Linked DNA regions of Homo sapiens: region 2 is linked to region 1. Evidence: chromatin loops called from intact Hi-C (ENCODE). Cell type or tissue: dorsolateral prefrontal cortex. All regions are shown on one strand.

What was found. Peaks named below come from ENCODE experiments on the same cell type or tissue, not always from the same donor. Only the 100,000 strongest peaks of a DNase experiment are listed, where the experiment ranks them.
Region 2: a loop joins it to region 1, with 3 times the contacts of the local background. A loop is called at or near these places in 8 of 110 quality-filtered maps.

What each region holds. Positions count from the first base shown.
Region 1 is chr10:58,950,792-58,955,791 of GRCh38, forward strand. No RefSeq gene overlaps it. Among named protein-coding and RNA genes, the nearest start is that of LINC00844, 46 kb to the right of the region's middle. In dorsolateral prefrontal cortex, CTCF peaks have their summits at 2,047 (motif pointing right) and 2,252; a DNase peak (open chromatin) is centred at 2,050; H3K27ac peaks cover 3,430 bases.
Region 2 is chr10:59,462,896-59,467,895 of GRCh38, forward strand. No RefSeq gene overlaps it. Among named protein-coding and RNA genes, the nearest start is that of FAM13C, 100 kb to the left of the region's middle. In dorsolateral prefrontal cortex, a CTCF peak has its summit at 2,366; no DNase peak of the experiment used is centred here.

The DNA.
Region 1 (5,000 bases):
AGGCTATTTTGGACTGTTTGATCTTGACTGATGACTAAGAAATAACAGGATGAGTCAGGGAAGAGATGAAAATGAATTCAGAGTAAGTGCAGCAGCTAATAGTAGAAGTAGGTGGAAATAAAAGGAAATATATTGGCAGATGTGGAGTGATGAGGGGCGTAGTGAGGGGAAACCATGGGCTCCAGTCACCTGCATCTCCTTGATGTGAAATTGAGAAGGGATGGTGGAGGGGACTGTTACATCTCTCATGGGTTTTGCAATGAGAGAATTGTCACTTGCATTGAGCAGTGTCTCTGAGCCATCAGGGGACAGATAGAGCACAAATTAGAGTCCAGATTTTCCAAGAACTCTGAGTTCTTCCCTAAGAGAGAAAAGAGGGCAGTAGTAATGTCCAAATCACAAGAACCTTGGTCTGGCCTTGGATGTTTCATTTGGACCTCCCAGTCCTCATTTAAACCACACACTAACATTCTGAGTAAACATGAACATTCTCATTTTTTCTGTCACTGAGGAGCAAAGGTCTCTGGTACCTTGATGCAGTCCTCTGTAATTTTGACGTCCAGATGGTGCCATTGTCCATGGGGACTGTGTTGAGATGGAAAGGGTACACAGGGATTCAGGTGTAAACCAATGACATTCCAGATCATGTCTGTGGGCAATGGTGAGCATCAGTCTCCTAGAGGTTGAGACTTGAAGGGAGATGATCATGAGAAGGGTTTAATTGAATAAATATTAATATTTCTATTAGCTAGTTCTTATTTTTGTTCAAGAGGAAACATGTTTTTATTACAACCCTGAAGGTACTAAAATAGTACCCCGATTGATCGGAAACCCCCTGGGACCCGACAGTATTTTCCTTTGTCAGATCGCTGGACAACAATGGTCCCAGAGATATGAAGTAAAGGTGTTACTTTTCCAAATTATGGAAGCAAATGACCAGCCTGGACCTGTTCATTAGCTGGCGGTACTGTTTTGAGTAAAGAAAAATTTTAAAGATACACTCCGAGCCAAAGAGTTCCAGGGAAATTTTTTTGAAGTACCCAGTGAGAACTTCCCGGCAGCCACATCTTCTTTCTTTCCTTTGTTTTAGAAGTTCAGTCCCTAAAGTGCTCTGTTCCAAGAATTGTTAGGGAAAGATGAAACTCTTCTGGCAGGTACTGGGATGTTTGGTTTGTTTTGACTCTGCGTTGATCTCAGGAATGTTAACAGGCGTGTTTCCATGCAAACCACACAATAAAAAGATGACTATGGTTAAATCTAGTCCCTTGGGGTAGCTAAAAAAAATTTTTTTAAAAATGTACCTATTGGAAAACCTAGTGCTTCTGTAGCCAATTCTGCCAGATTAACAGAGGAGGCCTTTCTGGAAGGCTCTACACTGATCCTGTCAATTCTTATTAGGATGGCAGTTCCTAGCTCTTTCCATTATGGTTTGTCAGTTTTTCCATTAAAGATCATGGCTTTTCGGAACACAAACATCTGGTGTGTTTCGAATCCCTCAGGATCTTGCTGATGGCATACAATTTAATGGCAGGCAGTGCACGTCTTGCACCACATCTTTGCCTAAGTTTCTGGTGCGAAATTCCAAGTTTTGTAAATCTAGTCTTTCCCACACAATCCTGTACAGCTGTTTTCAGATCCAGGAAATCCTTGGACAGAAAGCAGATATGCTTTCTGGGATGTGATGAGCTTTATACAAGGGGGTAAGAGATTCCTGGCGTGTAAACTTGAACAAGTCTCAATTGTTCCATTTCCTTTTGGAAAAAGTCAAGGTCAACACTGTTGACCAGATGTACTTCAGTTAGTATCCAGAATTACGATGAAGAATAAGAACCAAGAGGCTGATTTTGTCAGGAGGCCTAGGTTAGAGTTCAGACCTTCCACCGATTAGCTGTATGGCCCAGGGTGGTCATTTATACTCTGTGGGAAATGGTTTCCCTTTGGGTAAAATGAAATGGTTGGGCATGTTGGAATCTATGCCCCTCCTAGCTTCTGGAACCCAGAAGATTCCAGAGAAAATGAAAATGCTTGTCAGAGGTTTCATAGTACTACCCCGTAGCACCAGTAGATGGCAGACTCGCATTATAGTCTGAAATTGATACCACAGTATGATACTGGTCACATTGTGAAGGTAGGTACAATTTAATGATCATTAAAAAAACCAAAAGAATGAAAAAAAAAAGTGTTGTTCTTAACCAGCAGGCTCATGTAATCCTAGGCAAAGTTCTCTGTTTCTATTAACCTTAATGAGGACTCCATACTTGCCCAATGACCATCTTTTAAACTGTGCTTGGAAAGGCAATATATCTCCATTGGGGCAAACCATGCATTTCCTCTCTCACTAACTCTGATTAATTCATTCAACAACGATTTGTCTGATGTTCAGTGTGTTCCAGGTCTTGGGCTCAGTGCTGGGGATACAGAGATAAACAAAAGAGACAGTCCCTGCACTCAGGAATCTCATCCCCCAGAGGAATGAGACAGCCACTGAACAAGTAGTTGTCACTGTGGTGCAAGTCTACTGAGAAGTACATACTAGACAATGTAACATGGATGCTAGAGGAGGAGTGACAGGGATAACTTCCCTGTGAAGTACTGGATGTATGAGAATGAGTGAGGGCTGGCTTAGCAGACAGGAAATTAGTTGAGGAGAGAAGTTCAGGCAGAAGAAACAGTAGGTGTGAAGCTGCATAGGGAGAGAGAGGGAAAAGATCAGTGCAGGAGCTAAAAGAAGCTGGAATGACTATGGCATTGAACCAGGCAGGGAGTAGTATGAGATGAGGAAACCAGATCTCATGGGGGCTATCGACCATGCAAAGGAGAACGCTGATTTCATAGAATTCTTGATTTCTCCATGATGTTGTTGATAAGGGTGATTTTTATCAGATTTGTTAGCAGGCATCTTGGTGAGTAAAGAAGCCTGTTATGCTGGCCAACATGGTGAAACCCCATCTCTACTAAAAATACAAAAATTAGCTGGGCATGGTGGTGCACACCTGTAGTCCCAGCTACTCAGGAGGCTGAGGCAGGAGAATCCCTTGAGCTCAGGAGACAGAGGTTGCAGTGAACCAAGATCTCGCCATTGCACTCCAGCCTGGTGACAGAGTTAAAAAAAAAAAAAAAAGAAGCCTGGTATGACAGTAAAAGAGAGAATAGGCTCATTTTGACTGGGAAGTTGTAGGAGAAAAAAGGTGTGATGCCTTTCCTCACCCATCATAAAGGTCACGGCTGACACTCCTATAACAAAAGTCAGATTAACAAGAGAAAATAATAATAAATGTATTTAATCAAAGTTTTACATTATAGGAGGCTTCAGAAATGAAGACTCAAAGACCCAGAGAAAACTGTTTCTATGCTTAGGTTTATTGAAGAATAGACAGCCATGTAGAAATGTGATTAAACAAAAGGGTATGATCTAATGGTAATAGACTCAGGTGGAGAACCCAGCAAGGCCTGTCTGTTCAGATTCTTCTTGGCCTCTCTGTGCAGCATTCCTTCTTCCCAGGTATGGGGCAGGACCCTCTGGAATGAGGGTCTTTAAGATGTTTCAGTAGGTAGCTAGTCAGGCATAAGCAGGGCAGGAGAGGGTTCAGCCTTCCCCACATACACACATGAGGAATGGAATGTCAGGTGACCATCAGGTGATGGTGAGGCAACTGTTAGCTCTCTCTATAAAATAATTTGTCAGAACCGGCACCAGGTAAGGGCAGTTTCCCAACAGATAGAAAAAATCTGAAACTGGTGAGCGGCAGCTTCTCAATAAGATTTCAGGAGTTTGGTGAGTGGGCTCAAACATGCACATTAAGAGGTAAAATGGCAGAGTTTAACTGGTATATGACTTTCCTCTAGGAATGCTAGACTGGTAAGGGAAGAATACCTCAAGTGAACATGCGTACAACTCCAGTAAACACACTGCGCATGTTCCCCTCCCAGGTGCTAGCAGGCTACTGCACACCTTGGCAGCCTGCTCCAAAGGAAGAATCAGGGGAGAAGTAATGCAAGACACCAGAAGTATGCCAATGCATAAAACCCCAAGTCAAAAGGTCAAACTGCACACTTGATCTCTCAAGTCACCTGCTTGGCCCTCTTCTAAGTATAGTTTATTTCCTTTTATTTCTGATCTAAAGCTTTTTAATTAACGTTCACTCCTGCTCTAAAACTTGCCTCGGTCTCTTCTCCTGCCTTATGCCCCTTGCTTGAATTCTTTCTTCTGAGGAGGCAAGAATTGAGATTGCTGTAGACCTGTATGGATATGGATTTGACACCAGTAACAAAGGGAGAAGGGAAAGAATAACTTTTCTAGGTTTTATGGCTTGCTTTGGGGAGAGAAGGATTCCAGTTCCTATAACTCGCCTTAGGGAAGAGGAATTCTGGTTTCTACATCTTTCTTTTGGGGAGCAAAAGGGATAGGAGAAAGGACGGCAGGAGGAGATCAGAGAGAACTTGCTTCTGAGACCCTTCCAATGTCCTTCATTTAGTTCAAAGGACTGGAGTACAGTGTGCCAAGGTGCCATACTTCGGAGTACTGTGTTCTGAGCCCCAAAAAAGTGGATGAGCAGAAAATGATCATCAATATTAGCTTTGATTAGTTTAGATCAAAAGAATATTCACTGCATTTTGGGGATTAATTATCCATCCTTCACTAGCCAACACTTAATATGGTGGCAAGTAGCCTGTCAGTGACACAACAGCGTCTCTCACGTCAGTGTACCATTTGATTTATTCTCCTTAACAGTAATCAGAGCTAGCTAGCTGTGTGTCACACACTGGGATTGCCACTTTTTAGTGCAAGAATTGGCAACACTATGAACCAAAAGAAACATGGAGCTGGCTGAAGAGGCCTGTGCCACCCCTTACTTTGTCTACCAAACCCTCACTCATCATGGTTCCCTATCAATTAAGCAATCATTTTTCTCTGAATATCTGGGCTCTTCAATAACATGGCTGCTTAGCAAATGACACTATGAATTAGCTCCCAGAGTGTTTCCACTTAGTAGAGGGAA
Region 2 (5,000 bases), 510 kb after region 1:
TTCAGGATGTATAGTCACTATATCTACCATTACCCTTTTCTATTGGCTTAGAAAAGTTTGGAGACCTCACTGAGAAACTGCCCAATCCCTTCTTTCCTTCCTTCTTTCCTTCTTTCCTTCCTTCCTTCCTTCCTTCCTTCCTTCCTTCCTTCCTTCCTTCCTTCCTTCCTTTCTTTCCTTCACTCCTTTAAGGTTCAATCTTTCCAGCTGTCCAGACATTCAAATAAAGCAGAAGGTCATCTGGCTTGAGTTGCTTTATATCCACTTGACACATAAAGACATAAAGCCCTTCAGGCCTGTGATGCAGATATTCAGGGAGGAAAGGAAGAAGAAATAATTAGCAGGAAAGGATGTTTACAAGGGTGCTGAGATCAGAGTTGACCTGATATGAATACATACATTCATATACACACACATACAGGACTGTGTCCAGGAGTGGCTCGTGCCATGAAAAGGTCTATACTGCTTATGACCTTATAGATTACCGGTTAACACTTGTTGTTTACTAAATCATAAAAAATGCCAAAAATGACTAGTAGTTATTAAGATATATTTGAAAGGGGGACATGGAGGAGCAGAGGAAAAGGAGAGCAGTCATGCTGTCTGTGCTTTTCACTTATAGATACTTTAGGAATATTTATTGAATGAAATAATTAAATGAGTAAAAATGATGGCAAGCATGATAATGGTAATATTACAGTAATAACCACATTAAAATGCAAGAGGTGAAAGACTGATAAGTAGCTTTCCATATGTCATCAAATTAAGCACACTCTTGTCTCCACATTGATATTTTGAAAAAGTACAAAACACACCAGCACTTCCCAAGGGGGAAAAATGTCTAACAAACAAACCAAAATACCAAGTCTTGAACCCTTGCCTCTGTCTTTGTTATTTTTGTCTGCTCACTTTTCCAAAACAAGTAACTACTGACATTCTCAGCCTTTATAAATTGGCCTGGAACTATTATTTCCACTGGTTGACCTTAACATGAATCAGAAGCAACCAAAACCTTTTGCTTTTGTTAATTACAGGTTTTGAACTGGTCAAAAACTTCATTTGAGGCAAGGCCAGGTGGTGGAAAGTCCGCGACCCAGACTTAAGTGAATCATCTGTCAAAAAAGGGAGAACATGCTTCTCCATCACAGTGACATTTAAGATAGGCTCATCTTCTAGTTAGGAAGTGCTTTGCACATGTGTTATGCAGAAATGAAGCAACTCCAACCAGATGACCTTCTGCTCTATTTGATTTCCTGGACAGCTGGAAAGGCTGAACCTTAAATGCGTGAATGAATGGATTGGGCCGTCTCTTAGTGAGGTCTCCAAACTTTTCCAAGCCAATGGAAGAGTAATGGTGGATACAGTGAATATACATCTTGAATTTCTAGGAAAATCTAACATTTTGACAAATCTATCATTATCCACAAAAGTATTCTCACACATAACATGAACTCTGACTTAGGGTTCAGAAAAAAATGGCCCATAAATTTATGGATCAAGTCTCTTACTGGACAGTAGCTTGTGATTATAGAAATGATGCAATAGAATTGTTAGCTTAGTTTAAATTTGTTATGTTGTTATAAACTAAGAAAAATTAATCTCGATTTAACCCACTCTGCTTCATGGACCAAATGTTACATCCCAAATGTCTTTGAATATAACTGACAATGGTCCAGGCCAAAGAACAATAGATAAAAGGAATACACTAACAAAAATAGTAAATGATAATGGAATTCTCTTCTTAATCAGATTTTCTGATTACCTAAGGATTAGGCAAATCAACTTTTGCAAAAATAAACTTTCTAAAATGTATGAGTCATCCTTAAGAGTACAAATCTGGTGAATGAAATTAAATCTGTTTTTATGGGCTCAGGGTCATTATTCTCTACTTTAATTTTTCAGGGGTCATTTCTGAAAGTAGATGGGCAGACAGTGCAAGCCATTGGGCTAATGCTGGCTTGGCTTTAAAACAGATTCCAAAAGGTATTTAGGTGAGTGAGTTAAAAAATTAGATATATGCCATAAATTATTTTGTTTTTAAAACTTTTCTCCCAGTTCTGTTTAAGATTGAAGGGTGCTATTTAATAAATCTGCCTATTTTCTCATTGCCCATCTTTTTCCTACCTGCTATTATTGGTAGATGAAGGTTTTGCTGCCATTTTTTTAGTCAGCTTCTCTGAATTCTAGATATTTCTTCTTATTCTCATTTGAATGCCTGACTGTATCTTTGTCTGGTGTTTGTGGGAGGTGTCTGTGAACCTTGAATAAGAAACACCATCTGTGGTTCACTTCCTTGGCATAAGAGTCCATTTGGAGAGCTTTTTTGCCATTTGAAATGAAACTGCTGTGCTGCCCTCTGGCTGCTTCTGATAAAATCTAACAGAACAAAAACCACCACCTTGTTCCCTATAGGTCTTTCTCAGTTTGGGATTTCATGATTGTATCACAGCCTAGTTAGATACTCACTAATCACATCAAGTTGTGATTTTATTTCTTTCTGAGGACTGCAGACACTTTGAAATAAATTGCCTTGACCCTACCACCTGTTAATGTCCTCTGTAAGACTGCATGTGCACACTTGTGGTAATTTTCCAGCCACTAAGCTTGAGTGTATCTCCTGACAGTTCAAATATGCTGCTATTTCCCATTTTCACATCCCTTTGTTTGATACCTGCAGATCAGGAAAGTACCAGGTGAAATGCTATTTTATTTCCTGTACATTTTGCAAAAGGTAGAAGATTTTTAATGGTCTATCTCTGCAAGTGTCCAGAGGGGGATAAATAACTCATGTTGCTACACTGAAAATTTAATTATGATAAACACATTATATCTCACCAATTAGCTTCACCTCAGATCAGAAGGAAACACATCTTTAGCTAGCCCATCAGACAGCAGAAGCAGTCTCTACTTTTACACTTCAAAATGCTGAAATTCCTTCCATCCTTTCCAAGATGATAACAATCTATCAAATTCACAAAATTTTAACAATAACTGTAGCTTAAATTTCTAGAGGACCATTTGTCATTGCCTCTTGTTTGAAGAAGTTTTCAAACACAAAAAAAATGAATGTTAAGAGACTTTCATGTTCAGTTCTGACAAGTAAGAGCTTAGAAATTGTCGCTCCGAACTTTAGAACAAGAAAAAAAAACGCTGAACAAACTGAAAATCAATAACTTTTCTTGGACCATCAGAAAATTGAAGTCGCAGGATAAACAGCCACTCTGAAATCTGGAGAGATGAGAATATGAAGAAACACAGCCAAGATTAGCTAGCCCAGAGCAGAAGTTACTGGAGTCATACATTAGTAGAACTACCTAAATAGTTATTTGGATAAATTGCTCTAGGCTGAATGTAGGCTAGCATGAGAATGAGAAAACCTGGGGACTCAAGTCTTAGGGAGGCCTACCCAACTTTCATAGATAGATTTTACCTCCAGGAACCTCACCAGGTTCCCACAATAAAGAGCCAAGAAAAAATCACCTCATATCTTTAGCAAGGGAAGGGGGAAAATGATCATTTTGAAATGTTTTCAGTGTGTTCTTCACAACAATTTGCTCTGCTCAAGTGAAAAAGACTTCAGCAGAACCTTATCTCATATAGGCAGAGGAGCAATACCCAATTCCAGATCTCTTTAGCCTTCTATCTCACTCGAGGAGCAAGAAGAGGGGAAAAAAAGAAGTTGTAGTGAAACTTACAGCCCACAAGACACAGGCCCACAAAAACTCAGCTAATCTTAAGATTACTGAATACGACCCCTTACTCACTCCTTAGCATCACTTCAATAGGGCCTCAGTATAAACATGGATTACCACTTAGACTGTTTTAAGAAGGAATTCTTGGAAAGCCCAAAGACAGCAATGGGGACAAAAAGAAGAACACTAAAGGATTTTGAAATTCATAGCACCTACAGCTACAACAGACATTATAAGCAACATAACTCATAGCTACAGCAGCATAAAACCTCACACTAAAAGTCTATTTCTCTCACTTGTTACTACAAGTTATATCGTGTTTGGCTTTCAACAAAAATTACCAGGAATGTAAAAATGAATTCTGAAGTGACAAAGCAAGTATCAGAACCAGATTCAGATATGATACAGATTTTGGAATTATAAGACCTGGAATCTAAAGTAACTTTGATTATTATATTAAGGGCTCTAATGGAAAAGGTGGGCAACCTGCAAGAACAGATGTGTAATGTAAAGAGAGAAATGGAAACTCTAAGAAAGAATCAAAAGGAAATGCTAGAAATAAAAAACACTGTAAGATAAATGAATAATGGCTTTGATGCACTTATGAGTAGAGTGGACACAGCTGAGGAAAAAATTCAGTGAACTTGAAGATATGTCAATGTAAACTTTTTGAAGTGAAATGGAAAAAAAAACCCCCAGAATATGCAAAAACTGTAAGGCAATTTCATAGGATGTAATGTAGCATAATTGGAATACCAAAAAAAGAAGAGACAACAGAGTAAAAAAAATATTTAAAGTAATATTATTTCTAAAGTTAATGAAAGATGCCAAATGCAGATCCAGAAATTCAGAGAACACCAACAAAATAAAAATTTAAAACTCTATACCTAGAAATATCATACTCAAACTACAGAAAACCAAAGACAAATGGGAAAACTTGAGAGAAGCCAGAGGAGAATAAAAGCCTTACCTAGAGAATAAAAAGATAAAGATTTATAGGAGACTTTTCTTTAGAAATCATGCAAGCAAGAAGTGAGCAGAGTGAAATATTTAGTGTTAGAAAAAAAAAAAGCCCTAGAATTTTATATCCAGCAAAATTAGCCTTGAAAAGATAAGGAGAAATACTTTCTCAAACAAACAAAAACTGAAAGAATTTATCTCCAACATACCTGCCCTGAAAATCATAACTTTTTTTTAAGAAAAAAAGGTCTTCAGAGAAAAGCAAAGTGATATAGGTCAGAAACTCAAATCTACATTTTAAAAAGTAAAGCATCAAAGAAGGAATAAGTGAAGGTAAAATTAAACCTT